Regions from separate parts of the Homo sapiens genome. Here region 2 is linked to region 1. A link is a loop called in an ENCODE intact Hi-C map of the cell type or tissue named here. Cell type or tissue: chondrocyte. All regions are shown on one strand. Links, peaks and the distances in the headings refer to the core of each region. The heading gives the core; the rest is flanking DNA. Region 1 holds the start of LOC124901334 (a long non-coding RNA gene). Region 2 overlaps LOC101927189 (a long non-coding RNA gene).

Region 1 (15,093 bases), core at 3,045-11,044:
GGCCAGGCTGGTCTCGAACTCCTGACCACAGCTGATCAGCCCGCCTCAGCCTCCCAAAGTGCAGGGATTACAGACGTGAGCCACCGGGTCCTGCCGAGGGTGTCTTTTTTCTTTTTTTACTTTTTAATAATGGCCATTCTGGCTGGGGCTAGGTGGTATCTCATTGTGGTTTTAATTTGCATTTTCTGATGATTAGTGATGTTGACCATTTTTTCATATGTTTATTGGCCATTTGTATATCTTCTTTTGAGAAATGTCTACTCACATCCTTTGTCCACTTTTTGATGGGACTCTTTTTTTTTTTTCTTGCTGATTTGTTTGAGTTTCTTTCTTTTTTTTGAGACAGAGTCTTGCTGTGTTGCCCAGGCTGGAGTGCAGTGGCACAATCTTGGCTTACTGCAAGCTCCACCTCCTGGGTTCACGCCATTCTCCCGCCTCAGCCTCCTGAGTAGCTGGGACTACAGGCACCCGCCAACACGCTGGCTAATTTTTTTGTATTTTTAGTAGAGACAGGATTTCACCATGTTAGCCAGGATGGTCTCGATCTCCTGACCTCGTGATCCACCTGCCTCAGCCTCCCAAAGTGCTGGGATTACAGGCGTGAGCCACCGCACCCGGCCTTATTTGAGTTTCTTATAGATTCTGGATATCAGTCCTTTGTCAGCATAGTTTACAAATATTTTGTCCCATTCTACGGGTTGTTTACTTTGATGATTATTTCTTTTGCTGTTCAGAAGCTTTTCTAGTTTAATTAGGTCCCATTTATTTTTTTTTAAACGTGTATTTATATTATGTCCCAGACATTTGAAGGGCCACCTGATCTAGATATCACAGAGATGTGTGCTGGATTGTCTGCAGACAGGTCAGCACTGCTTCTCCTAAGGCGAGGGGCTGTTTACCACGATCCTCTTCTGTCTATGATTCTGGGTAAGAGTTGCCAGGAGAAGAACTCGAAGGAAGGCAGATGTGAGCAAGAGGCCGTTATCCCTGGAAGGTTATGGGGCTGACACGGTGACCTATAGACACAGAGGGGCCAGCAGGCACCAGCTTGGCCTGGCTGTTCTCTGCTCATTGTCCAGCCTGTCTTCTCAACTTGTAATCTGACCAACCAACAGCAGCCCAAAGCCCACCAACCAGCACTTGGCTGAGGCCCACAGCACTGGGAGTTCCATGGAGGTGGAAGTTTCCACAGGCCTCTCTATGAGCTCTTCCTTGGTGGTCCCATGTTGGTGGCCCATGTACACAGCTTCTCCACATCTTTCCACAAGCTGTCACCCTCCCACCCAGCTTGCTGCAGCCCAAGGAGGTTAGCAACTTTCTCTGATCCTCCAACTCTCCATCCAGACCTCCTGTACTACCCAGCTCCTCTCACATTCTGTAAGCTTCAATTTCAGTATTAAACCCCAAATCCCTATAAGACTTGGAATGGCTCTGTTTTCCCGTGTGAACTCTAACTGATACAGGCTGTTTTAAGTTTGGCTGTGGTTTAAAAAAAAAAAAGAGCTTGGTTGAGCACTTAGGGAAGAAGAGATGTGCTAACATTTACTAAATAGTCTCCAAAGCTTTAAGATAGCACCATAATAACTGTTTATTGTGGATAAAAACATGGACTTGGTCATCAGACAAATTGGTTTCACCAATTCATAACTATGGCATAACTCCTGGCAGCTTAATTTCTCAGAACCTTATTTTCCTCCTTTATAAAGTGTGGAATTGATTATTCCTTCTTCGTAGTATTGTTCTGAGGATTAAATGAGATAAGATATTCAGCGTTTAGCCAGTATCCAGCATAAAGTGATAATAATTTTTAAAAAGCTACTATCATAGATCTCTTATTTAAGATCTGAGAGTTTCTGGGAATATTGCAGAAAACATCCTAAAAATATCACTGCTAACCTAACTACAAATGCTAGATTAAGACTTAAAAAAAATCTTTTAAAATAGACAGTTCACAGTGACAAGGGAATAAGGTCTTCAAAGGCAGTCCATGCATGACTACGGACATGGCACAGATGCAGAGAGGACATGGCATCAAGGCCGTGGATGGGTTAAAGGGCATCTTTCCATGCACTGGGACCTGGAACTCTGATTTCAAGAGCTACATGGGATGCAGGGCCACATGGGAGGCAGGGACCTTGCAAGGTGATATTCAGTTCAGAAAGCCCCATTTAAGCTACGATTTCAAAGGGCTGCCCCACAAAGACTGAAAGTAAAAAACTTTGCTGGTCTTGACCTTTCCTCTAAGTAAAATGGAAAACAACAACAAACGAACAAACAAAACCCACCTCTCCTAAGAACGCATAGTAAGAACAAGCTCCTGGCGGCTGGGTGTGGTGGCTCACGCCTGTAATCCCAGCACTTTGGGAGGCTGAGGTGGGCCAGTCACCTGAGGTCAGGAGTTTGAGACCAGCCTGGCCAACATGGTGAAATCCCGTCTCTATAAAAAATTACAAAAATAAGCCAGGTGTGATAGTGCATGCCTGTAATCCCAGCTACTTGGGAAGCTGAGGCAGGAGAATTGCTTGAACCCGGGAGGCGGAGGTTGCAGTGATCCAAGATTGTGCTCCAGCCTGGGAGATAGAGTGAGACTCTGTATCAAAAACAAACAAACAAACAAACACCAAAAAACTTCTGTGCAGGTTTGGGGCTCCAACTCACACTGCTTGCATGGTCTCTCCAAATCCCAAGCCAAGAAGGTAAAGTAGTAGTACCAGGCTGGTAGCATTCTTCTCCCTTATGCTCCTGGCCAAAGCAAACATAAATTCTTTCTGGGTAAACCAACAACAACCCAGACATACAGCATTCCTGCAGATAATGCTCCAATAACTATGAACTCACAGAATCAAATAATTTTTTTTTGTAAAAAAAGGAAACAAAGTCCAATAAGCAGGAGTTAGCTAAGAAAACCTGCAGAGGAATCACATTTACAAAGATTTCAGATGTTAACGTTAGTGTTTGCAGAATATAAATGATTTAGAAGTTTGAGGAAGAAATTAGGAAATCAGAATTACATACCAGGAAGAGACTGTTAACTGACTAGGTAGATTTCAAAAGAAACAATTGTACGCTCACCCCTCCCACTGCCCTCACACAAAACAAATGAAAACAACATTCAATGGATGGACTGAACAACAGATTAGGTGCAGGCAGAGAGTATTGGTGTACTGAGAATTATCTGAAGAAATTACACAGACTATAGTACGAAGACACAAAATAAATGGGAAATATCACAGACAAGCTAAAAAAAAAAAAAAAAAAAGAGGAGATTTAATATTAAAGTTCCAGAAGGACAGAAAAGAGAATGGGGAGAAGATACTAGCTAAGAATTTTCCGAAAGTGATATGATATGTGATGTGGTGTGCTGTTCCATAGATCCAGGACGCCTGAAGGGCCCCACGCAAAAAATAAAAAAATAAAACTACAAAAAAAACTCTCACCAAAGTACATCATAATCAAATTTCATATTATCAAAGATAAAAAGAAGCTCTTAAAAGCAGCCAGAGAAAAGACATATTTACAAAGAACTGCATTTAGACAGAGTTCAACTTTATTTTATTACCATGATTGCTCTGAGGAACTGATTCCTACATGCCAGCCATTAGCCCTCGTTTCTTTGAATGCTGCCCAGATGGGCCTGCAGTATTGCCAGGTGGACCTCTGCACAAGTAGTAGCAGTTACATTCATGTCTTATTTCAGGTAAGTGGGATTATGTCCATTTTGATGTCTCCCCTGGAAGTCTGACCTGAAAGGATTGTATCAACCAATCCTCTTATCCTCTGGGAAAAGGAGACAAAGGACAAAGGACAGGAAAGGAAGGGGAGGGGAGGGGAGGGGAAGGGGAGGGGAGGGGAAGGGGAGAGAAGGGAGAGGAGGGGAGGGTGTGGTCACCTGGGGCTGGCTGCAACCTAAGATCACTGTCCTTCTTACAAGTTGGACTTCTCTCCACGGACTCTCTCTTCAGCAACCCCATGAGTACTCCCTCCCCTCCCTCAGATTCAGGTGTAGTGACAGCTTGCTGTTAAAGCTCTGAGCTACTTTCTGCACCATCTCATGAGGGTCCCTTGCACTCTGCCCATGCATTAGTAAATAAACCATCCCAGAATGATCCTACCTTGGGCATGCCATCTGCTTCCTGTTAGGAACCTGACTGAATAACTTTCCAGCTTCTTCAGGACTCTGGAAACTCTTTGAGAGCTAGAATCCACTTTTCTTGCTTTTGATTCTCTCTGCATTTAGGGGAGAAATATTCCAGAAAGACTGATAGAAATACCAGCATTATGAAATAGAAATATAAAACACGTGCTCACCAAAAGCCTTCCTTAAACTCACTCTGTTTCCATCAAAATGAAACGATGGAGGTTGAGTACTGTCTATCACTCTTGGAGATGCTGTCTGTGTGGTCCACGTGTAGTTGGTTTCTTGGGCTAGTTCTCATGTGAAGCAAATCCCTGTCCCTAAGTGTCTCTTATCGTTTGCTGCACAAAATTAGGGAAAGCATGGAAAGTTTTTGGAAGTGTTTCATGAGACTTAGGAAGGCCACTGTAGCCCCTGATTAGCTCATTTTATATCCCTGAAGTGAACATGTGCCATGTCTGTACTGAGATAAATCACCGTTTCAAATAATCTCAAAATTCCCTTCTCTCGTTACCTCTGAAGCAGCCTATTTCCATGTTCACTGCAGAAAAGTCTCATTACTCAGCCGGGCGCGGTGGCTCACGCCTGTAATCCCAACACTTTAGGAGGCCGAGGTAGGCGGATCACTTGAGGTCAAGAGTTCAAGACCAGCCTGGCCAACATGGTGAAATCCCGTTTCTACTAAAAATACAAAAATTAAATTAGCCGGGCGAGGTGACGCGGGCCTATAGTCCCAGCTACACGGGAGGCTGAGGCAGGAGAATCGAGAATCGCTTGGACCCGGGAAGTGGAGGTTGCAGTGAGCCGAGATCGCGCCACTGCCCTCCAGCCTGGGAGACAGAGAGATACTCTGTCAAAAAAAAAAAAAAAAAGTCTCATTACTCAAAGTTATTAAAGCAATTGTTACCTTTGGTGCCTACCCTTTTCCTGGTCATATTTCAAAGCAACCTTCCTTGCTAGATAATTTATTCTATGCTTGTTTTATGAATGGCTTCCCTGTGACTCCTCCAGCTGCTGAAATCCTGCGCTCCCCAAATGGTGCGCTTGAGTAGCTGCTCTGCCCTGCGCTGCCCTCTAGCGGCACAAGTGTGTCAGAGCAGCGGCTCCCCTGCCTTCCCGCAGCAAGGGGCTGCCAGTATTGAATTCTCCAGCCCTCACCATTTCTCGGCCTCCAGTTTCCTGTTTCTTGCTAGAGTTCTCCCTCGCTGCAGCCTCTTGACCAGAAGAGGATCAACTTGAATGGTCAGCGGCTTTCCTGAACCCTAGTTTGAGTCAAAGTGCCCCCGAAATACAGAAAATCTTGCTGTACACCCTACACCACTTTGGAGCAACTCGTTCGGAATGCAGCCCTTTTGACGTTAACCTCCCATTCAGCACCCTTGGCAAGCTGAAAAAAAGATGTGGCTGGGCCAGATTCACCACCCTTATCCCCACCTCCTCTTACATCTTTCTCCACCCTCCCATCACACTCTCTCCTGACGGAGAGGAGCTATTTGGAAAGACAAAGTAACATGACAAAATTAAGTAATATGTCAGCATAATAATTGGAGGTGAGTGGTACCAGCAGTAAGGGTTGTCAGTCGTGTGGATGCTTTTTTTTTTTTTTTTTTGACGGAGTCTCGCTCTGTCGCCCAGGCTGGAGTGCAGTGGCGCTGGATCTTGCCTCACTGCAACCTCTGCCTCCCGGGTTCAAGCAATTCTCCTGCCTCAGCCTCCCGAGTAGCTGAGACTACAGGCATGCACCACCATGCCCAGCTAATTTTTGTATTTACTTTAGTAGAGACGGGGTTTCACCATGTTGACCAGGCTGGTCTCGAACTCCTGGCCTCAGGTGATCTGCCCGCCTCGTCCTCCCAAAGTGCTGGGATTACAGGCGTGAGCCACCGTGCCTGGCCCTTGTAGGTGCTCTAAGATGAAGAATTCCAAACTGCTAACCGTCAGCACACGTCGTTCATAAGAAAGCACAGCAGAGGATGCCATCCAGAGTCCAGGATGAAGCCAAGAGGGAGCCTCTGGAGCCGGTAAATCTGTCTCTGTTATTCAGTGATGAGGCTGGGACTCTCAAGGAAGGGCAGAAAGGCACCCAGAGGATTCTGAAGAGAGAGACCAAAGGGAGGGGCTTTCCAATGCCTATCTGAGGGGGACCCTTTACAAATTACAAAGTGACTAATGAAAAAGGTAAAAATGAACATTTTGCAACATTATCTACCCTCTGCATACTCATTTCTATTTTCATATTGTTTTCTTTGTGATAACGTATTTTACCTGCGAACTATCTCAGGTGTTGAAGTGCAAGTTAAAAAATTACATAAGTTGGGGCGCGGTGGCTCACGCCTGTAATCTCAGCACTTTGCGAGGCCAAAGCTGGTGGATCACTTGAGGTCAGGAGTTCAAGATCAGCCTGGACAACACGGTGAAACTCCGTCTCTACTAAAAATGCAAAAGTTAGCCTTGGTGGCGCAGGCCTGCAAGCCCAGCTACTCAGGAGGTTGAGGTGGGAGAATCGCTTGAACCCAGGAGGCAGAGGTTGCAGTGAGCCAAGATCACCCCACCACACTCCAGCCTGAGCGACAGAGCAAGACTCCATCTCAAAACAAACAAACAAACAAAACTGAGGTGTAGATTGTAATCTCAGAAAAAAAGTCACATAATATTAAAGTAGAAGGTTCAATTATTTCCTGGTGCTAAAAGAAAATGATATTGCCCGCGTCCCTAGCTGTCATCTTATGTTTCCCCTGTGAAATATCACCAGTGTATAACTCAGTAGGCCTCAACCCTGACTGCACTGTAAAATAACCTAGAGAGTTTTCAAACATTGAATCAGAACAGGGAGGTAGAGAGAGAGCTGGACATCTGAAAGTTCCCTGATTGATGTGAACGTGTAGCATGGCTTGAGAACCACATTAGCGTTCATCATTCCAGGTGCATTTGGTGGTGTGTCAGAGGAATGGGGACATTCCAACAAGATTGCTGTGAGGAGACCACCCTCACATAGCAGCCATCAGCCCTCATCATTCCTAGAGGACTACCCAGTCTGGTTCGTGGCATTCCCGGGTGTAACTCTGCTTACACAATAGGAATGATATTCAGATGGGCTCATTTCAGGTCAACGTGGTTATGCTGTTTTCTTCCTAAGTTGTTTTTACCCCAAATCTTCTGAAAACTAGAAGTTTATGGTTAAAAAACAACAGGTTTTAGTACTAGCTATTGGCTTTTTTCTTTTATTTTGCATTTGGATATTAATTTTCTCGGTTATATATTATTATACAGAAAACAGTTTCTCAAAAAAAAAATTCCCTCTTTTTCTTTTCTCTCTCCTTCACCCAGTGACTTCTGATTTGGCCTTTGAGCCTCCAACACTCTCAGCCATCCCATCTGCTCACCCCACCTGAAATCCCAGTTCCCCTCCTTTGAGCTCATATTGCATTTGGGACATTATTGTCTCTTGATTAATTCACTTGTCTGTCTGCCCACCTACACCGTAAACCTATAGAGGAAAATAACAAAGAAATACTTGTGTTTATATCCCCAGTTCTCAGTACAGTCTCTGGCACATGGAAAGGGCTGAAATATTTTAGTAAATGAAAGTTATCAAAGTTATGAAACTTCAGATTTCACTGGAAGAGTGTTTTCTTCCAATGAAATCCTGTTTCAATGCAATTTACGTAGTAGTGCTTGCCTGCCCACCCACTGTTCTGCTCCTAGAAGGGTGAAGTGCAGGGGTGGAAATGCTTTTAAGTGTGAAGGTCTGCTCAGCATTCAGCTCATCCTTCAAAGGAAACTTTTCAATTTCCCCTCCGGAGAAAGCGTCTGAAAACAGAAGTGGTCTGCTCTGCCCTCTAGCGGTGGCCCTGTGGCAGAACACTTTTAAAGATTGTCTTTGGAACTGCTATGTCAACGCTCTCCAGAGTGGTATTGGAATGCCAGTCTGTATAATAACCTGTATATTACCCAGTTATTATTTCAGCTTTTCGCCACTGTTTTCTGTAAGGGAGTCCTTTGCTCAAGGGTCTGTAGTTATATTCAGCAAGAACACCTCCCCAGAAGGAGGTTTGTGTGTTGAAGAACAGAGTCCTCAGCACTAGAAATCTCGGAGGGGTTCCTGGCAGCATCCCACAGGCCGCTTGAAATGTGTTTTTTTCTTTCATACTCCAGATCAAGGGTGTCCAATCTTTTGGCTTCCCTGGGCCACATTGGAAGAAGAATTGTCTTGGGCTACACATAAAAGATACTACACTCACGCCTGTAATCCCAGCACTTTGGGAGGCCGAGGCGGGCGTATCACGAAGTCAGGAGATCGAGACCATCCTGGCTAACGTGGTGAAACCCCGTCTCTACTAAAAATGCAAAAAAAATTAGCTGGGCGTGGTGGCGGGCGCCTGTAGTCCCAGCTACTGGGGAGGCCGAGGCAGGAGAATGGCATGAACCTGGGAGGCGGAGCTTGCAGTGAGTCGAGATCGCGCCACTGCACTCCGGCCTGGGCAACAGAGCAAGATTCCGTCTCAAAAACAAAACAAAACAAAACAAAACAAAACAAAACAAAACAAAACAATAAAACCACTACACTAATGATAGCTGATGAGCTAAAAATAAATAAATAAATAAATAATTTCATAATGTTTTAAGAAAGTTTACGAATTTGTGTTGGGCTGCATTCAAAGCCGTCCTGGTCTGCATGTGGCCTGCAGGCCGGGGACTGGACAGGCTTGCTCTAGATATTTTTCCTTACGGTACTGGAGCATTTGGGGAGATCAGGGCTGAGTAAGGCTCTAGGCATTACAGTCCCTCAGGGTTCATATTAAAATAAAATTCTACAATAATGACCCAATGTGGCCCAATACAGCTGACCCACAGTACATTATGAGGTATTTAATCAACTCTCTTTGGCTTAAAGAAAATATTTTTGTTTCTGAGTTTTATCGTGGTTGATAGTGGTGGTGTAGCAATTTGCTTATTTGTTTGCTGGGCTTTTTAATCAATCATGACGATAGAAAGCTGTTGTTGGGGCTTAAGGGAAGAAATGACAACCTAATCTGAAATGTCACCAAAGCCAGCAACTGTGGGGAACCTACCAAATAAAATCTGTTGATAAGATAAAAGGCTATTCGGATTCTGATCTGACAACCTTTTTTTTTTTTCTTTTTTTTCTTTTTTTTTTTTAGATAGGGGCTATGTGATGCGGAAGGTAAGGGAAGGTAGAGAAAAGTGTATAATATCTGCAAAAAGATCATTCCCATTGCCTGTATACACCACTGTTTCGTATGGACTGCATTTTTGCTGGCAAACTGCAAACACTTTCTCCAAACTGCAGACACATTTTGAGTCCCAACAATGTGCATGGTTCACAAAGCAATTTGTAGTCATGGTTTCTTTTACAAAATGATGATGTTTAAGAACATCTTGTAATTAGGTCAAAGGAAAACAGTGTTTATTCTATGAGCTGAGGATAGGCTGCAAGTCTGAGTTCTAATTAACACAGTGGTTGATTCACTAATGCCAAGTGTCTGTTGTTAATGAAGACATGAAAGCAGTCCCGCAGGTAACATTTTGTAAGGGGCTTCTTTACAGCAGCAGTTCACTTGGGCAAACAATGACAGCAATCCACACCCTCATCCAGTCTAATGAAATGCGTAGCTATTTACTGGATTCTTTTTACCTCAAACCCACTTGGGAGAAAATAGAGATTTTTCCCAATAAATGTGTACGGTAAGGCCTTTGGAAATATGCAAGTATTCATAGCTACAAGTATTAAACCATGCACTTTGAGCCAGTACGAATAGCAGCAAGGCTTAAGAGAGAAGGCTTTTTAAAAAATTTTTTTTATTTTTTATTTTTTTTCTAATGCTAGATCACAATGGACTTCATCAGAGCCCTGGAGAGCTAGAGTCAGAATAGGCCAAAGCAGGAACTCTTGCTCCACATTATGCTTTCTTTTTGCAGCATTAAGGCTTTGGCTGAAATGCTAATGATGAAAACAATCTCCTTGGGAACCTGTAGGTTTCCACCTTGTCCCAGGCCTGGAGAGATTAAAATGTTATGACAGTTGTGAAGTCCCTTTCTGGCAAAGCTCCATGATCTTGTGAAAAGTGTCAAAGGAGATGAATGAAAACAAAGAACTTCACCTGACCTCCAAGTGGAAGGCTGAAATAAAAAGTTAACCCTAGTCACTCCACTGTGGCAGAAATGTTACATATTCCTGCTGCCAAAATTCCTCAGTCCACTCTTGAAAACACAACAAACACATTCTCTCTCTCTCTCTCTAACTTCTTTTAGTCTTTCTGCAGAGCATGTTTTCTTTCTGGTGTTTCTTTATATGGGAGACAGGTAAAGGAGAGAAAGGATTGTTTAAGTGGATGAACCAGGCTGTATTTAAGAATTTTAGGCCAGGAAGGATGGCTCATGCCTGTAATCCCAGCATTTTGGGAGGCCGAGGTGGGCGATCGCCTGAGGTCAGGAGTTTGAGACCAGCCTGGCTAACATGGTGAAACCCTGTCTCTACTAAAAATACAAAAAAAGTAGCTGGGCGTGGTGGTGGGCGCCTGTAATGCCAGCTACTTGGGAGGCTGAGGTAGGAGAATCAATTGAACCTGGGAGGCAGAGGTTGCAATGAGCTGAGATCGTGCCATTGCACTCCAGCCTGGGTGACAAAAGCAAAACTCCATCTCAAAAAAAGAATTTTAATCCTCTTGCCAAAGGCATATGTCTAGATATCACATGGCTCTGACATCAGTAAGTTTATTATTTAAAATTTAAGAAAAAAAAATATATATATTTTTAGAAATAGAGATGGGGCCTCGCTATGTTGCCCAGGCTGGTCTTGGACTCCTGGGTGATTCTACTGCCTTGGCTTCCCAAAGTGCTGGGATTACAGATGGGAACCACTGTGACTGGATGATTAGTAAATTTAGACATGAACCCAAACTAAACCCACTCTCAGCTCCTACCTTTCCCTGTTGTCCAGAGCTGCCTGCACTCATTCCTTCCTCCCTTTACTGGCATCTGTTACCTTTCTACTCTTGAAGGAAAGCTTACTTCGCGATAATTTTCCTTCTCCATCTGTTTCTCTTGGCTCTGCAACTCATAAGACAGGATTGGAGAAAATATCACATGGATCACATAGTTTTGCATTTCAGAGACTCTAATGCAGTCATCTGGTGCTAGTCAAAGAATCTCAAAAGATCCACTTCCTCCTGAGTCTTCAATCTTGATGTGAGATAAGGGAAGGTCAAATGTGGTTTCCACTTTTAAAATATGGGTTACTGAGGCTGAAAATCTGAAAAAAGCCAGCTCCAAGCATTTGCTATCTTCACCATTTTTTTTCTCTACTCTCCCTTCAATTACTTTTCCTTCCTTGCTATTTCAATGCAGAATTTTCCGTGAGGAAGTTCCCAGCCCTTCCACCTTCCACCCCTTTAGCAGATCACCAGTAGGTTCCTGTATTGCAACAAGGGATATTTGAAGGTTTTACTTCCTAGCAGTGATAAGCTGGTGGGTGAGGGCCTTCTCAGTTCCCTAGGATCATGCCCCAGCAGAGACTACCTCGAGGTGAATGTGGTCAAGTTTTCCCTGGAAAAGGCAGTCATTCCAAAAGCCTGTTCTGGGACTTGGCTCAGTCACTAGCACAACCTGCAAAGTGTGGATTTTTTTTTTTTTTTTTTTAACAATAGACTGACAACGGTTACTGGTATGAAATTTCTTTCCCTTCATTTGCTTTTCACCTCAGAGTGATTTCTTTTTGCTTTAATCAAGCAGCTACTGTGTTCTTGAAATACAACTTTTTTTTAAAATGCAATTTTTTTTTTCAGATTGTGTCAAAGGATGGAACAAACCTGGAAGAGGTAAAATCTGGGTCCCTGTTTTTTATCTGCCACTTGAGAGCTGTGTGAACTTGAGCAAGTCATATCCATTCCTTCTTCAAACATGAGAGTGCCTGGTATATGCCAGGCACTGGGACACAATGATGAGGAGGCATAGGAAATTGACCCAAGAAATTGGCCATTACACTTGCTCTAAAGATTTGGCCAAGATACCCAAGAGCAGAGAGGAGAAAACCTCTAAGTCTGCTTGGAGGATGGGGAGGATCTTTTATAAAACAGGTAGAAAAACGTTGGCTCTGGTGCTGTGAAATACTTTGTCAACTGCACTAGAACACAGAGCTTTTTAAGAGCACTTTATTGGTTTGAAAATTATACAGTTCATTTGTATTAGTGATGATACTTACAACTTGATCATGCAAATGTGAATTTCAAAGTCTAAAGTTAACAAATATCTCTATCTACCTCCCAAAGAATAGAAAGACTTTAGAACACTCTAAGCCAATAATCTCTTCCATTTTGTTTTAATTCCATCCTATTGTATAATCACAAAATCAATCACTATCATGATGTTGCTGCTTATAATCAAGATCTATTTAGATTTATTTACATTTTACTAATATCCTTGCCTACTATACCTTTCTGCATCTCACTCCTTCCTTTTTTTTTTTTGAGAAAGAGTCTCACTCTGTCACCCAAGCTGGAGTGCAGTGGCACGATCTCGGCTCACTGCAACCTCCACCTCCCGGGTTCAAGCAATTCTTCTGCCTCAGCCTCCCGAGTAGCTGGGACTACAGACGCGCACCACCACGCCCTGCTAATTTTTGTATTTACTTTAGTAGAGATGGGGTTTCACCATATTTGTCAGTCTGGTCTCAAACTCCTGACCTTGTGATCTGCCTGCCTTGGCCTCCCAAAGTGCTGGGATTACAGGCGTGAGCCACCACGCCCGGTTTCACTCCTTCCTTCTGAGTTCAACTTTGTTTTTCCTGAATTGCATCCACTAGTAGGGTCCTTTAGGGGTGTACTCTCAATTATTATTATTTTAATGATGGTTTAGTTGGACTAGAACTTTAGTCAAGATCTATTTAGATTTATTTACATTTTACTAATTTCCTTGCCTACTCTACCTTTCTGCATCTCACTCCTTCCTTCTGAGGTCAGCCTTGTTCTTCCTGAATTGCATCTACTAGTAGGGTCCTTTAGGGGTGCACTCTCAATTGTTATTATTATTTAATGATGGTTTAGTTGGGCATAGAACTTTAGTTTGATAACTATGCATCTCAAAGATATTAGTACACTTACAGTGTTGCTTATATCAATGTAATTATTGTTCATTTTGGTTAACTGACTTTTTGCTTATGAAGATCTTTGTCTTTGACATTTTGTTGTTTCATTACATTTTGTTTTGTTGTTGACACTAGGAATGAACTTATTTTTATTTTTCTTGATCAGGACTTTTTAAACTTTGTGAATCAGACAATTTATGTTTCAAAAATTTTAGACAATTTAGTCATTGCATCTTCAAATTTTGCCTCTTCCTCATTTTTTCCATGTTTTCCTTCTGGAACTTTTACTGGACATCTTTTCATTTTATCCTCTACATCTCTCCCTTTTTATTCATGTTTTTTGTCTCAATCTCTTTGGAATTCATGCTCAGAGCTATCTTCCAGTTTGCTAATGCTTACTCCAGTTGCATATTCCAACTAATGCTATTCCAGCTAATGTTATCTTCCAGCTTCCTTTGCTCTTTCTAATGCGTCAATTAAGTTTTCAGCTTCAATGAATATACTTTTCTTTTCTAAGCACTGTGTTTGTTTATTCCGTCAACTTTGCAGTTGCATTTTTCTCCTTTTTTTTTTTATTGTGTTACGTCTTTAATCATTCTAAAGATACCTGTTTTATTGCCTATGTCTGACTCACCGGAAATTCCTAGGTATCCAGTCATGCTGTTTGTGGTATCTGCTGCCTCTTGCTCCTGGTAGCTTGAGTGTTTCATAAATATAGATTGCGAATTTATCAACACTGAGCCTTTAACTGTGAGGATCCTGTGAGGCCTGGATCGAAGGTGTGATTCTGCAGCAAAGTTTTACAACTGCCTCCGTCGAATGCCCCATGGGTAGAAAACCAGGCTTCATTTTTACATGAATTGCTTGATTGAGAGTTCTTGAGCTATAAAAGATAAGCCCTGAATCCACGTGGGGGCAGGTCTTGATCAGGAACACTCAGGGCAGACTTTCTTTTTCCTCACTCAGAACCCAGACTGAAATAAACAAAATACCTTGTCATCTCCCTGTCAGTGGGTGGATTTATTTAAGGACCTCTCTATTACTGAAAATAGAGTCCTTCAAGAGTCCCCTACTGGTGTTTCAGTTCCAGCTCCCAGCCTTATATATGTGTGGAGCCAGGACCTCATCTGCCATCTCCACGCATGCATTGGCTCTGAGCTAGTGCGATGGCGCCCCCTTCCTGTCTCCCACTTCCCTCCCAGGACAACCGCAGGCTTCCTGTCTCTGTACTGCTCTGGTTTGTGACCTGTTTCAATTTTAGCTCCTGAACATTTCTTGTACTATCTTATAAAGTCAGTGCTTTTAAAAGTATGTTTTGTATATTTTTTTCCAACATTTCTAGATGTTTTATAATGGAGGCTCTACATTTTTCTATATTGTTAGAAATGTAAACTCTTATATATACTTTTACGAATAGATCCCAAAGAAGTTTTTAACTTGGTGAAATCATCTTGTTATGTGAAAATGTGGCCATCATAGCTGGCTAACATGCTAAAGAGGATTAGCCTTGGTGAACATGCTACTAACTCAAAAAGTTATAATAGGGTGCTTGAGATAATACAGGGGAAAGGTAATGCCTTTTGAGGGACTAGATAGTCAAGCAGAATATCGTAAACTGAAGGAATCTTGGAGATTAATGTATTCATTCATTCATTCATTCATTCATTCATTCATCAGTTACCTGATGCATGCCTATGACCCAGAAACTGTTGGGTAACATGCAGTTTCTTCTCATCAAGATCATCTTCTGTAGCACACGGTGAATAATAAACAGATGATTAAGTAACATAGTTATAGACGGTGATAAAAGCTGCACACTTTTAAGATGAAGACTGGGAGGCATCAGCCTCCATGA
Region 2 (15,093 bases), core at 4,641-12,640, 230 kb after region 1:
AAGTTAAGAATCACAATAAAAAAATACAGGAGCTGACAAACAAAAGAGCTACTATAGAAAATAATGTAACTGACCTGATAGAGTTGAAAAACACATTACAAGAACTTCATAATGCAATCACAATTATTAATAGCAGAATAGACCAAGCTGAGGAAAGAATCTCAAACTTGAAGACTGGTTTTCTGAAATAAGAAAGTCAGACAAGCATAGGGAAAAAAGAATAAAAAGGAACAAACAAAACCTCTGAGAAAATACAGGATTATGTAAAGAGATCAAATCTATGACTAATTGGTGTCCCTGAAAGAGATGGGGAGAATATAAGTAACTTGGAAAACATATTTCAGGATATCATATATGAGAACTTCCCCAACCTAGCTAGAGAGGCCAATATTCAAATTCAGGAAATGCCAAGAACCCGAGTAAGATACTTCACAAGAAGATTATCCCCAAGATATGTAATCATCAGATTCTCCAAGGTTAAAATAAAATTAAAAATGTTAAAGGTGGCTGGAGAGAAAGGTCAGATCACCTAGAAAGGGAAGCCCATCAGACTAACAGCAGACTTCGCAGCAGAAACCCTACAAGCCAGAAGAGATTGGAGGCCAATATTCAACATTCTTAAAGAAAAGAATTTCCAACCCAGAATTTCATATCCAGCCCAACTAAGCTTCATAGGCAAAGGAGAAATAAGATCCTTTTAGACAAGCAAATACTGAGAGAATTTGTCAACTCCAGGCCTGCCTTGCAAGAGCTCCTGAAGGAAGCCCTATATGGAAAGAAAAAACCATTACCAGCCACTACAAAAACACATTTAAATACATAGACCAGTGACTCTCTAGAGCAACCACAGAAACAAGGCTGCACAATAAGCAGCTAATATCATGATGATAGGCTCAAATCCACACATATAAATACTAATCTTGAATGTAAATGGGCTAAATGCCCCAATTGAAAGGCACAGAGTGGCGAGCTAGATAAAGAACCAAGACCAATTGGTATGCTGCCTTCAACAGACCCATCTCACATGCAATGACATATATAGGCTCAAAATAAAGGAATGGAGAAAAATCTACCAAACAAATGGAAAATAGAAAAAAGCAGGGGTTGCAACCCTAATTTCAGACAAAACAGACTTTAAATCAACAAAGTTTAGAAAGGGCAAAGAAAGGCATTACATAATGTTAAAGGCTCCATTCAGCAAGAAGAGCTAACTATCCTTAATATGTACACACCTAACACAGGAGCACCCAGATTCATAAAGCAAGTTCTTAGAGACCTTCAAAGAGACAGACTCCCATAAAATAATAGTGGGAGACTTCAACACCCCACTGACAGTATTAGACAGATCATCAAGGCAGAAAATTGACAAAGATATTCAGGACCTGAATTCAGCCCTGGATCAAATGGACCTGATAGACATCTACTCTCCATCCGAAAACAACAGAATATACATTCTCATCTGTACATGGCACATATTCTAAAATTGACCACATAATTGGACACAAAACAATCCTCAGCAAATGCAAAAGAACTGAAATTATAACAAATCACTGTCTCGGACCACAGCAGAATAAAATTTGAGATTAAAACAAAGAAAATAGCTCAAAACCATACAATTACATGAAAATCAAATAATCTACTCCTGAATGACTTTTGGGTAAATAATGAAATTAAGATAGAAATCAAGAAGTTTTTTGAAACTAATGAGAATAAAGATACAACATACCAGAATGTTGGGACATGGCTAAGGCAGTGCTAAGAGGGAAATTTATGGTGCTAAATGCCCATATCAAACAGAAAAATCCCAATTTAACAAACTAACATCAAAACTAAAACAGCTAGGAAACCAAGAGCCAACCAACCCCAAAGCTAGCAGAAGACAAGAAATAACCAAAATCAGAGCTGAACATAAGGAGATTGAGACAAGAAAAACTATTCAAAAGTCCGCAAATCCAATAGTTGCTTTTTTAAAAAAAATTAATAAAATAGATCACTAGCTAGACTAATAAGAAAAAAGAGAGGATCCAAATAAACACAATTAGAAATGACTAAGGGGATATTACCACTGACTCCACAGAAATACAAATAACCATCAGAGAATATTATGAACACCTCTATTCACACAAATTAGAAAAATCTAGAAGAAATGGATAAATTTCTAGACACATACACCCTCCCAAAACTGTACCAGGAAAAAATTGAATCTCTGAACAGACCAATAACGAGCTCTGAAATTGAATCACTAATAAATAGCCTACCAACCAAATAAAAGCTCAGGACCAGATGGATTCACAGCCAAATCTTACCAGATGTACAAATAAGAGCTGGTACTATTCCTATTGAAACTATTACAAAAAATTGAGGAGAAGAGACTCCTCCCTAACTCATTCTATGAGGCCAGCATCATTCTGATACCAAAACCTGGCAGAGACACAACAAAAAAAGGAAACTTTGGCCAATATCCATGATGAACATTGATGCAAAAATCCTCAACAAAATACTAGCAAATGAATCCAGCAGCACATCAAAAAGCTTATCCACCACCATCAAGTAGGTTTTATCCCTGGGATGCAAGGTTGGTTCAACACACGTAAATCAATAAATGTGATTCATCACATGGACAGAACTAAGGACAAAAACCACATGTTAATAGATACAGTAAAGGCTTTTGATAAAATTCAGCACGCCTTCATGTTAAAAACTCTGAACAAACTAGGCATTGAAGGAACATACTTCAAAATAATAGGAGCCACCTATGGAAAAACCCACAGCCAAAATCACACTGAATGGGAAAAAGCTAGACAGAAAATCAGAAATAGACAGAGATTCCCTCTCTCACCACTCATATTCAACATAGTACTGGAAATCTTAGCCTGAGCAATCAGACAAGAGAAAGAAAGAAAACACATCCAAATAGAAAAAAAAGAAGTCAAACTATCTCTGTTTGCAGACAATATGATTCTACACCTAGAAAACCCCATAGTCTGTGCACCAAAGCTCCTTGATCTGACCAACAACTTCAGCAAAATCTCAAGATACCAAATCAGGTACAAAAATTAGCATTCCTATACACCAACAACCATCAAGTCAAGAGCCAAATCAGGAATGCAATTCCATTTACAATTACCACAAAAAGAATAAAATACCTAGGAAAACAGCTAATAGGGAGATGACAGATCTGTATAAGAACCATAAAACACTGCTGAAAGAAATCAGAGATGACACAAAGAAATGGAAAAACATTCCATGCTTATGGATGAAAAGAATCAATATCATTAAAATGGCCATATTGCCAAAAGCAATTTATGGATTCAAAGTATTCAAAGCTATATCCGTATAAAACTACAAATGACATTCTTCGCAGAATTATAAAAAATAATTTTAAAATTTATATGAAATCAAAAGAGAGCCCAAATAGCCAAGGCAATCCTAAACAAAAAGAACAAAGCTGGAGGCATCATGCTACGCAACTTCAAACTATACTACGGAGCTACAGTAACCAAAACAGCGTGATGCTGGTACAAAAACAGACACATAAATCAGTGGAACAGAATAGAAAACCCAAAAAATAATGCCTCACACATAAAACTATCTGATCTTTGACAAACCTGAAAAAAACGAGCAATGGACAAAGGACTCTCTATTCAATAAGAGGTGCTGGGATAACTGGCTAGCCATATGAAGAAGATTAAAACTGGACCCCCTTCCTTACACCATATGCGAAAATCAACTCAAGATGGATTAAAGATTTAAATGTAAAACCCAAAACTATAAAAACCCTGGACGACAACCCAGGCGATACCATTCTGGACATAGGAGCAGGCAAAAATTTCATAACGAAGATGCCAAAAGCAACTGAAACAAAGGCAAAAATTAACAAATAGGATCTAATTAAACAAAAAAGCTTCTACACAGCAAAAGAAACTATCAATAGAGTGAATAGACAACCTACAGAATGGGAGAAAATTTTTGCAAATATGCATCTGACAAAGGCCTAATATCCAGCATCTATAAGGAACTTGAACAAATTTGCAAGAAAAAAACAAATAACCTCATTAAAACTGGGCAAAGGACATGAACAGACAGTTTGCCAAAGTAGACACACATGCAGCCAACAAGCATATGAAAAAAAGCTCAACATGACTGATCATTAGAAAAATGCAAATCAAAACCACAATGAGATACCATCTCACACCAGTCAGAAAGGCTATTATTAAAAAGTGAAAAAAAATAGATGCTGGTGAGGTTGCAAAGAAAAGGAGACACTATACATTGTTGGTGGGAGTGTAAATTAGTTCAACCATCATGGGAAGTGGTGTGGTAATTCCTCAAAGACTTATAAACAGAACTACCACTCCACCCAGCCATCCCAATACTGGATATATAAGCAAAGGAATACACATTGTTTAATCATAAAGACAAGTGCATGCGTGTGTTCTTGCAACACTATTCACGATAGCAAAGACATAGAATCAACCTAAATGCCCTTCAATGGTAGACTGGATAAAGAGAATGTGGTACATACACACCATGGAATACTATGCAGCCATAAAAAAGAACGAGATTATGTCCTTTGCAGGGACATGGCTGGAACTGGAGGCCATTATCCTTAGCAAACTAATATAAGAACAGAAATCCAAATATCACATATTCTCACTTATAAGGGGGAGATAAATGATGAGAACAGATGGACACATAGAGGGCAACAACAGACATTGGGACCTATTGGAGGGTGGAGGGTTTGAGGAAGAAGAGGATCAGGAAAAACAACTAATGGGTACTAGGCTTAATACCTCGGTGATGAAATAATCTGTACAACAAACCCCCATGACACAAGTTTACCTATATAACAATCCTGCACATGTAGTCCTGAACTTAAAAGTTATTAAAAAATGTAATGCACACATAGCTAATTTTTATTTAAAAGAATAATAATAGAAATCTAATAAGCACCCACATACATCCCATCCATCTCAAGAAACAGAACATTGTCAATGTTTCCGAATTCCTCTGTCTGCCTTAACTGATCATGTACCCTTCTCTGCCCACACTCCAGACAGGGCAAGTCTCCAGAATTTTTATCCGTCTCTTGCTTCTCTTTTTAGTTTTAACTCACATACATATTCCACTAATTGACACATTAGTTCTGCCTGTTTTTGATGTTTATATAATGTATAGTCTGTGCTCTTTTGTATCTTGTGCTTACACATATATTTTTGAGATTCATCATGTTAATATTGGTAGTTGGCCTTTTGTTCACCACTGTATAATGTTCTGTAGCATGAATGTATCAAAACTAATATATTAGTTCTACTCATGATTGACATCAAGATATTTTTTCTATTATGAATGCTGCTTCTATGATTATTCTTTTTCTTATTTTTTATTTTTTTGTAGAGATGGGAGTCTCACTTTGTTGCTCAAGCTAGTTTCAAACTCCTGGCTTCAAGCAATCCTCCCACCTCAGCCTCTCAAAGTGCTGGGATTACAGTTGTGAACCACCACAGACAGCCTATGATCATTATTCTTTTTTTTTTTTTTTTTGAGATGGAGTCTCACTCCGTTGCCCAGGCTGGAGTGCAGTGGTGTGTGATCCCGGCTCACCTCAACTTCCGCCTCCTGGGTTCAAGCGATTCTTCTGCCTCAGCCTACCGAGTAGCTGGGAATACAGGCATGTGCCACCATGCCCAGCTAATTTTGTATATTTAGTAGAGACGGGGTTTCACCATGTTAGCCAGGCTGACCTCAAACTCCCGACCTCAGGTGATCCGCCCACGTCGGTCTCCCAGACTGCTGGGATTACAGGCGTGAGCCACCGCGCCCGGCCATGATCATTCTTAAACACGGCTTCTGAAGTGCTTCTGCAAGAGTTTCTCTTTGGTTACAATCCTTGAAATAGGAATACTGAGTGGAAGAATAAATGCATGCCCAATTTACTAAGGGACACCAAAATATTTTTCAATGTATTTTCCTATTAATAATCACTTCAGCAGTGTTTAAGAATTCCTATCGCTACATATCCTTTCTTACTGTCAGTACTATCTTTTATCTTTTTTTCAATCTGGTGGTCATGCATATATGCATATTTCACAATATATTTGTGAAATGATGTCTGATCTCTCACAATAAATATATGAAATTATACCTGATATTTAATTTGCATTTCCTGACTAATCCAATTCCTGACTTCATAAGGTTGAGTCTCTTTTTAGGAATTATAGGTACTCTTCTCCTCTTTTGTGAAATTCCTATTCCTGTCTTGCCTGCTTTTATGGAGTTTATTGTTCTCATTATGTAATAGGCATTTCTTATTTGAAGTACTTTGTCAAGTGTATTGCAAATGTTGTCTCCTGGTTTGTGGCCTGTCTTTTAACTTGGTGACGTCTTTGATGAGTAGGATATACAGAAGTTGTTAAAAATTTAATGTAGTCAAATATACCAATGCTTTCCTTTATGGTTTGCATTAAGAAATCCTTCCCTTCTCTGAAGTCATAAATCCATTCTCCTAGATGCTCTACTAAATATTTAAAAAATTACATTTAACATTTTAATTTCTTAATCCATGTGGAATGTCTGTGTGTGCATGTTTGTGTGTATAATACCCAAAATGCTTGATCAGGTAAGCATTTCATATCTGAAGAGGCTGTCCTGGCACCAGGATTCGGGACAGGAAGCATGGCATGCCAGAAGAGTACATCTCTGTATCTCTTTAGTTGGAGTCCACCCAGGATTCTATGGTCCTAATTAATATAGTGTTATAAGCCTGGATACCTGGGGAGTCAAGTCTACCTATTTTGGTAGATAGGCCTTGTCTGTTTGTGATGGCGCTTTTGATCTGTCAACCTGGTCAGGCTACAGGCCAGTTATACAAACATAATCCAGGTACTGCTGTGAAAGAATTCGGCCTATGGAATTACAGCTCTTAAGTCAGTTGACTTCAAGTAAGGAAGATTATTCTGGATTATCTGGGTAGGCCTGATTGAATTGTTAGAAGGCCTTAAATGCAGGACTGAGGTTTCCCCAGGAGAGAGAAGAAATTCCACCTGTGGATGAGAGCTGTGGCTTGTTCCTGTGAAGTCTCATTGTGCTCATGACGACTTTCTGCATGCATTTGGGACTTGTTTAACCAGCCCCTGCAATCATGTATGCCAATTCCTTGCAATAAATTTCTGTGTCTCTCGCTGTTTCTCTTTGTCCCTGTCTGCCTCTCTGTTTCTGTATTTCTCTCTGTATGTATGTGTGTATACATACACACACACATATATATTCATATATATATATATATATTTCTTCCTCTGCTTCTCTGTTTGAACCTTGACTTAAGCATTCTTCTCTCTTTCATATATATTACAAAATCAACTTGTCAGGTTGATTTTGTAATTTATACATGTTTGGGTTTCAATGTATATTACATTAAATCTATATGATAATTTGGATGGAATTGATATCTTCACAGAATTGAATCTTTCTATCCATGTTTTTCCACTTAGGTCTTTTTAATACCTTTCCATAGAGTTATAATTTTCTGCAAAAGCTTTATTTTTGTAGCTGTTACAAGTGTCAATTTCTAAACCTTGTTCTTATAAAAGACATACATAAAAATTGCATGGCTTAATGAATTATTATAAACACGCATATAATCACTGCTCAGGTTAAGAAACAGAACATTGCCTGAAGCTTGCTGAGTGCCTCTGCCTGTTCACAACCCACTTCCTCTACCTGAAACACAATCATTATTCGGACCTTAGAAAACTGCCTCACTTCCTTTTCTCCCTCTTGTCCTTCCACAATTTTGTCACTTCTGTAAGAATTTCTAAATAATATGATTTAGCACTTTATAGAAATGGAATCAGGCAGCAGTGTGAGTCCATATTATTATTTAAACTTTACTCTTTCTCATTAAATACGTGTTTATCATTATGAAATGACCCTCATTGCCTCTTAAAGTCTTTTTTTTACTTTAATGTCTACTTTGTGTGATATTAATAGAGCACACTAAGATTTTCCCCATCCTTTTATGTTTTGCCTTTCTGAATCCCTATTCCTGGTGACCACTGTGGTTTGCCACATCTTAAAAATATTTTTGCAGAGAACCCTTTACTATGTTATTGCCCTCTGAGCTACAAGACATTATATATTTGGTACAGATTTTCTAGTTTTTTTAAGAGGATGGCGAGTGCAAATTAAATTCATCTGATTTGCTTTTATTAGAAGCAGAGTCCCCAGTTGTATCTTCTTTTAAATTGCTTTTTATTTGTGGATGGCTTTATAAAATAAGTTTTTGTGCATTGATCCTACACCCTGCAGACTTGCTAAACTCGTTAATTTTTAGCTTTTTATATATAAATTCTTTCAAATTTCCATGTAGATAATCATATTATTAGCAAATGATGAGAGATTTCATTCTTTTTGATCCTTACACCTTATATTTCTTTTCCTTGTCTTGCACTGGCAAGTATCTCCAATACAATAAATATAAAATAGCAATTAGGCTTTGGTTTCTGATTTTAAAGGGAATCCATTTAATGTTTTGCACTAAGCAAAATATTTGCATGTTTTTTAAAATTGGTATGCTTTATCAGATCAAGCAAATTCCTTTTTATTCCTAGTTTGCTAAGAGATTTTTTAAAAACATCATAAAGTGTTATTGAGTTTTATTAGAGCTTATTCTGAATCTATTAAGATGATCATACGGTTTCTCTGAATCTGTTATTGTGGTGAGTTACATTCTTAGGTTTTTCTAATGTTGAACCAATTTTGCACCTTGAATAAATTCTACCTGATTATGTGCATTATCACTTTTATACATTTATTGATTTGGTTTATTTAGAGCTTTTGCATCTACGTTCTTAAATGGCCTGGAATTTAACTTTTGTATAATGTCCATGTCTGATTTGACAGCATGTTTACACAAACCTCATTAAATGAGTTGGGGAGTGTCTCCTGTTGTTCTTTCTTTGAAAGAACTAGTATAAGCTTGGAATTATGTGTTCCTTGAATACTCAGGAGAGCTCACTTGTAAGCCCTCTGGGTTCTGTGTTCTCTGTGGGAAGACTGTAACTACTGATTTAATTTATAGGCTGGATCTACCATCATTAAAGATTCTCACCATGGGAATGCCTGCTGTACCAGCAGAGCCCAGGCTGTGTGACAGCTGGGAAGTCCCTATTACCTTGCTGTCCTCCTGTCCCTTTCCAACTTTCCTGGAGGCAAAATCCACAGGGGCTGCAGCTCCCCCCAGTGGCTACAGAAGAGCAGCTCTGAAGGAGAGCTTGTTAGCGGTGGGCAGCTGCAGCCTGGGGAACCACATAGGCTCTGGGCACTTGCCTGCACCGTCCAAAGGCTGCCATCTTCTCCATCTTTGAGTAGGCTTGCTCGAGTCAGGAGGAAATAAGGACCGAGAGGGACAAGTGAGAACCAAGAAAGGAGGGCTAGTGAGAGTGTAATGGTTCTGTAGGCTCCCCATTGTACGGCTCACTGACATTTAGTTGCTAGATAGGGGATAGCCCAGGGAGGGGGCAGTGGTGGCAGCCATGTGGTGGGTGCCTGGTCAGAGGGCGGGCTCAGTTTGGCAGCTCTTTACCAGCCAGTAAGGACAGAGATCTCAACATTTTAATGTCTGTTGTAGCTGTTCTACTGTGCACCAGCTCTGAACACTGGATTTAGATTTCTGGATTGACATTATTTTCTTTCAGCTCTTTGAAGATATTATATCACAGGCATCTGGCTTCATTATTCTGTGAGAATTTAGCTATTAATCAAACTGTAAATTCTTTGTAGATAATTTATCTTTTCTCTCCAACAGCTTTTGGTGTCTTTTTCCTCTTCTAGTGTCTTACAGTTTCATGATAACATATCTAAGTGTCATTTCTCTGTATTCAGCCTGCTTGGCTTCCTGATGGGAGGACTGGACTCTTGCATCAGTATTAGGAAGTTGTCAGGTGCTGTCTTTTGATTGTTGCCCTCCTCATTCTCTCAATTACCTCCTTCTGAATTGCCTATTGTGCCTTCTCACTTTTTCCTCATATCTTTCCATCACTTCATTTCTCTCTGATGACTTCTAGATAAATTCTTCAGATCTAACTCTCACTTTTTTGATTTTCTATGATAATTCCAGCATTTGAAGTGTTTGTGAGTCTACTCTTGGGATATATCACTTTGCTGATTCTCACTCAAGTGACTTGTTTCCTTTGTGTTTTCTGGTTTTTAATTGTAAGGTCTGAATTTTTTTTTCTTTAAACCTTTATCTGTGAGAGATATTTGAGGTTCTGAATTTGAAGTACTTGGGTCAGGGATCTCTTTAAGCTAAATTTTCATATTGGGGGTTTGCAGTAACCATGAAAGTAGTGTGAATTCCAGACCCAAACCCAGTTTGTTATGATATTGTAGTTACTAATTTTGCAGAAAAGATAGCCCCACTCCTGCCAGTTTACCAGAGACAAGGCAAAAATAACCAAGTGAATATTACTACTTGCTTTCTCTATGAGGGATGGAGGTTAGAGAGGCTCTATTTTACTCACTGTAGATGTCAGCCTTGAGAATCTCAGCGTTGAAAGTCATGGTTCTCTTACCCAGTCTCCTATGTGTCCTTCTTGACTTGGGCCCAGACATTCTCCAGGCTCTGGTGCTTGGCCAATTAATTTTCTCCAGGTTTTTCTGTAAGCTCTGTAAGGTAAGGTTTCACTTCATGTCTAGCAGTCATATTGCCGGGAGTGAGTGTACACTGTACTTGAAAAGAAACCCATTTTACAATTAGGAAACTGAGGCACAGAGAGATTAAGTAACTTGCCCAGGATCATAGAACTAGTAAGTGGTCAAGTTGGGACTGAGATCTAGGCAGCTGACTCTGCTGACCAAGTACTTAAACCAAACACAGGCTGCCCTATGGTAATTCTTCATTCTTCTTAATCTACCTCCACAAATGTTCTGTTGGGCTTTTTTTTTTTTTGATGAAGTCTCGCCCTGTCACCAGGCTGGAGTGCGGTGGCACGATCTCAGCTCACTGCAATCTCTGCCTCCCAGGTTCAAGCAATTCCCCTGCCTCAGCCTCCTGAGTAGCTGGGACTACAGTCACGCACCACCATGCCTGGTTAATTTTTTGTATTTTAGTAGAGACAGAGTTTCACCATGTTTGCCAGGATGGTCTTGATCTCCTGACCTCATGATCCTCCCGCCTTGGCCTCCCAAAGTGCTTGTTCTGTTGGGCTTTCTAAACATTTTTTTCCTAGGCATTACATTTTTTTTTGGAAGTAACTCCAGGAAGCTCACTATTTTGCAAACACTCTGGATGTATTACCCTGGTTTAAGGTACCTCATAAGAAACGGGAAAGGAGTAAAGCTGGGAAGGTGGGAAATGGAGTTCTGTTGATTCATTTGAAAAGGCATTAATACTGTGAGAAGGTGACCAGGAAACAGCCTCTCCAAGCACCTTGAGAAGTTTTCTGAATGAATGTAGATAGCTAATGGGAATCTCAATGGAAACAGAGGGACAGTCCCTGATGCTTTATACAGGTCACCTCTCTCTCTAACAACTCTTGGGGCTTCAATGCTCGCTCCTGGTGAACAACTCTTGGGGCTAGATGCTCATAGTTCTGTAGGGTGGGAAGTCCAAGATCAAGGCATGAGATCAAGATCAGACTAAAAAACAAGAGAGCTCTCTGAGGCCTATTTTTTAAAGGCAATGGTTCCATTCATGAAGGCCCCACTTTCATGACCTAATCAGCAACCCAAAATCCTACCTCCTAATACCATCACGTTAGTGACTCAGATTTCAACATAGGAATTTCGGAGGGCACATTTGGTCTGTAGCATGAGTATATGGTGTCTATTGTATACGTCTTTCAACATTTTAATATGTTTGAACATTTTCACAATTAAATATAGACGAGAAGGGGAAAAAAGTAGCCTGGGGTCGATCCCTACCTCATTGCAGGTTCCTTTCAAGTGACTTCTCACTTTTGTCAGCAAATATACTTAATATAGTACTCTGTACACACAGCTGCTCATGAAACAGAAAACTAACATCTAAATTATCATCTAAAAGTATATGGTGCTCCCCATCCCCATCTGCCACATATGATTCAAAATAAAATAATACAAACCTGAAAAAATATGCATGAAAAAGTCTATCCAAGTTTAGACTTTTCCCATTTTAGAAACGTGATAACATTTCTAAATATTTTCTATATGTGTTCTTGCTTTGCTGGTTCTCTAAGCATGGACTTACTATGCAACTTGGGCAGTCTAGCACTGGTAGGCTCTTGCATTTGTTAATTACGGAAAAAGTAGCTTTTTTTAAAAAAAAATATTTATTTATTTATTTATTTATTTATTTATTTATTTATTTTTGAGATGGCGTCTTGCTCTGTCGCCCAGGCTGGAGTGCAGCGGCACAATTTTGGCTCACTGCAAGCTCCACCTGCCAAGTTCATGCCATTCTCCTGCCTCAGCCTCCCGAGTAGCTGGGACTACAGGTGCCGGCCACCACACCCAGCTAATTTTTTTCATATTTTAAGTAGGGACGGGGTTTCACCGTGTTAGCCAGGATGGTCTCGATCTCCTGACCTCATGATCCGCCCACCTCGGCCTCCCAAAGTGCTAGGATTACAGGTGTGAGCCACTGCACCCGGCCGGAAAAAGTAGCTTTATAAGGGACTGAAGCTTGTCCATGCCTGCAGGTAATATCCACCTAATTTCATGGCAAGCTAAACTCTCTTTTATCACTATCTAGATAAATTCGGCATTATATTCTCATTAAAACCCATCTTTGCTTAAAATACTGGCTACCTTGTGTGTGTTCAATTCTTTTAGTAACTGGTACTTTTATTGCCTTGTCATGTTTACCTTAGTCACTTACTAAAATTCCTTTTGCAAAACCTCAACTGTCTGGTTACTTTCCAGGATAAGAAGATTTGCTTTAGAGAGAGAAGATTTGCTTCAGAGACAGATTTGCTTCAGAGAGAGAAGGTCCTCTCTAATTTCTTTCTCTGCCTTATATCTGGTTTTGCTGCTGCGTCAAGCTGTTAGCCATATTCTTAAAAACATTTACTTTGGGCATTTTACTTTTCTTATTAATTTTTAGTATTTCTATTTTATCAGCATGTTGTTACAATATTGATTAATATTGCTTACTAAATGTGATTTTGGGATATATGGGGTCCAGTGTAAGGGGTCTGCCTTCTCCTCATCCCTCTCCTTTCCTTGGAACTGCCTCCCACCTCTTAATCCAGCAGAGGAGTCACATTCCTACATAGTTCCAGGCTTCTAGTTGAAACTAAGCTAGGCCAGTCGAAGATGGAACCAAAAGACGCAGGGATCAGTTGACCTGTTTTTTCAAATGACCAAGACATCAATTCAGGGTGTTGGTCATAGCTGCTTTCCTCCCAGATGGCTGGGATGGAGTTTCCATTTTCACTAAAAACTTTTCTGTTAGAAGCTTATGTGGATCCCTTCAGTGACTCATATTTCAAAACCACAGTAGGATGATAGGTTGCCCATAATTGGTTTAATTTGGGAGGTATCCGCGGGAATGCAGCTGCATGAGGAATCCCTGGTTATCATCTATCAAGGTTGCCTTTGATAGGAAAATCACACTTCCCCCAGAAACTAGAATATACTATCCTCATTATGCAACATGTGAGGCTTCTGGGCTAAGCAATAGCTAGGAAAAGATTTTTTTAAACTTGACTAGAGTATGCAATTATTTAAAACAATTCTTGGCCGGGCGCGGTGGCTCAAGCCTGTAATCCCAGCATTTTGGGAGGCAGAGGTGGGCGGATCACGAGATCAGGAGATCGAGACCATCCTGGCTAACACGGTGAAACCCCGTCTCTAATAAAAAATACAAAAAATTAGCTGGGCGTGGTGGCTGGCGCCTGCAGTCCCAGCTACTCAGGAGGCTGAGGCAGGGGAATGGCGTGAACCAGGAGGTGGAGCTTGCAGTGAGCCGAGATCACGCCACTGCACTCCAGCCTGGGCAACAGAGCAAGACAAACAATTCTTATTCACCTATGTTGACTACACAGTATTTTGATTTAAATATAATTAATATATACAAACATAAAAAACTCATTATATACTCCTTGTATGAGTTATATACTCACAAGTGTTATATGACTATAAAACTAAACCGAATGTACAAATAAGACAGACAATACTGTGTGAAATGGATAATAGTCACATTTGTAAAGTTTTTCCTGTGTTCACAGTATAGTCTAAGTGCTTTACATTTTGCTAATTTAATTATCACAGAGGCAGGTCATCTGATTTACAGTTGAGAAACTGAGGCATACAGTCCACACAACTGTTAAGTATTAGAGCTTTGCTTTGAACCCAGGAAATCTGGCTTCAGAAAGTGTGCACTTAATAATTATGTTAAGCTGCCTTTCTAAAAGCTAGTGAATTGCATTAAAGTGACAGATAGTGTGACTCAGTTAACACTTATTTGCAGGTAGCTCGTTTAACTGGGTTGAAATATATTTGTGTATCAACCTGAATCTTTTGATTTAGAAAATGATGGCCCATCATCTGAGTCATTACTATGACTCCTGTCATTATTTTCTCTTTTTCACAATGAATGTTTTAATCACACATCTGTTATTTGAATGAGCCAATTTAGCAGTGCACTACAAAACACATTTTTATTCTGTAAAATAAAACAAAATAAATTGGCATGAAAAAGATGTGATTAGAGGAATACATTTATACATTGTAGGCCAAATGCTGTGGGTTCTTTTGATGAGGCTTAAAAGAACTTGTTGCTCAATTTTCTTATCATTTTTTCCCCTCATTTAACTGGAAGGAAAACCTCCATTTATGGTGGTGTTTGCCTTCCCTGGGCTTCAACGTGATCATAAACATAAGAGCAAAGGGGGGACAGCCTGGGACATTTTGCGAGGAGATTGTTATGCAGATTCTTTGGAATTTAAGCAAATTTAAGCAATTTCAGCATGGCAATCTTTGAGATGAAAGCACAACCTTAAAATTTTTTAAAAGTTATGTTTTCTCAAAAATATCTTCATAGGCGTCTATGGTCTTCAGCTGAAAAACCACTGGGCTGGAGGAATGTCTTAGAGATTGGAATTTAATCTGATG

The links. A loop is a pair of places that touch in the nucleus more often than their neighbours do. Peaks named below come from ENCODE experiments on the same cell type or tissue, not always from the same donor. Only the 100,000 strongest peaks of a DNase experiment are listed, where the experiment ranks them.
Region 2: a loop joins it to region 1, with 5 times the contacts of the local background. A loop is called at or near these places in 59 of 110 quality-filtered maps.

What each region holds. Positions count from the first base shown.
Region 1 is chr6:53,720,800-53,735,892 of GRCh38, forward strand. It overlaps LOC124901334 (a long non-coding RNA gene), which reads left to right and starts at 5,972. Exons shown (of 3, transcript XR_007059620.1): 1 at 5,972-6,156. RefSeq lists a silencer at 1,956-2,141 and enhancers at 9,435-9,952, 13,404-14,603. In chondrocyte, for the core only: CTCF peaks have their summits at 5,215 (motif pointing left), 5,418, 7,971 (motif pointing left) and 8,200; a DNase peak (open chromatin) is centred at 5,217.
Region 2 is chr6:53,947,040-53,962,132 of GRCh38, forward strand. All of the region lies in intron 1 of LOC101927189 (a long non-coding RNA gene), which reads left to right. Among named protein-coding and RNA genes, the nearest start is that of MLIP-IT1, 44 kb to the right of the region's middle. RefSeq lists an enhancer at 14,819-15,093. In chondrocyte, for the core only: CTCF peaks have their summits at 9,234 (motif pointing left) and 9,453; a DNase peak (open chromatin) is centred at 9,244.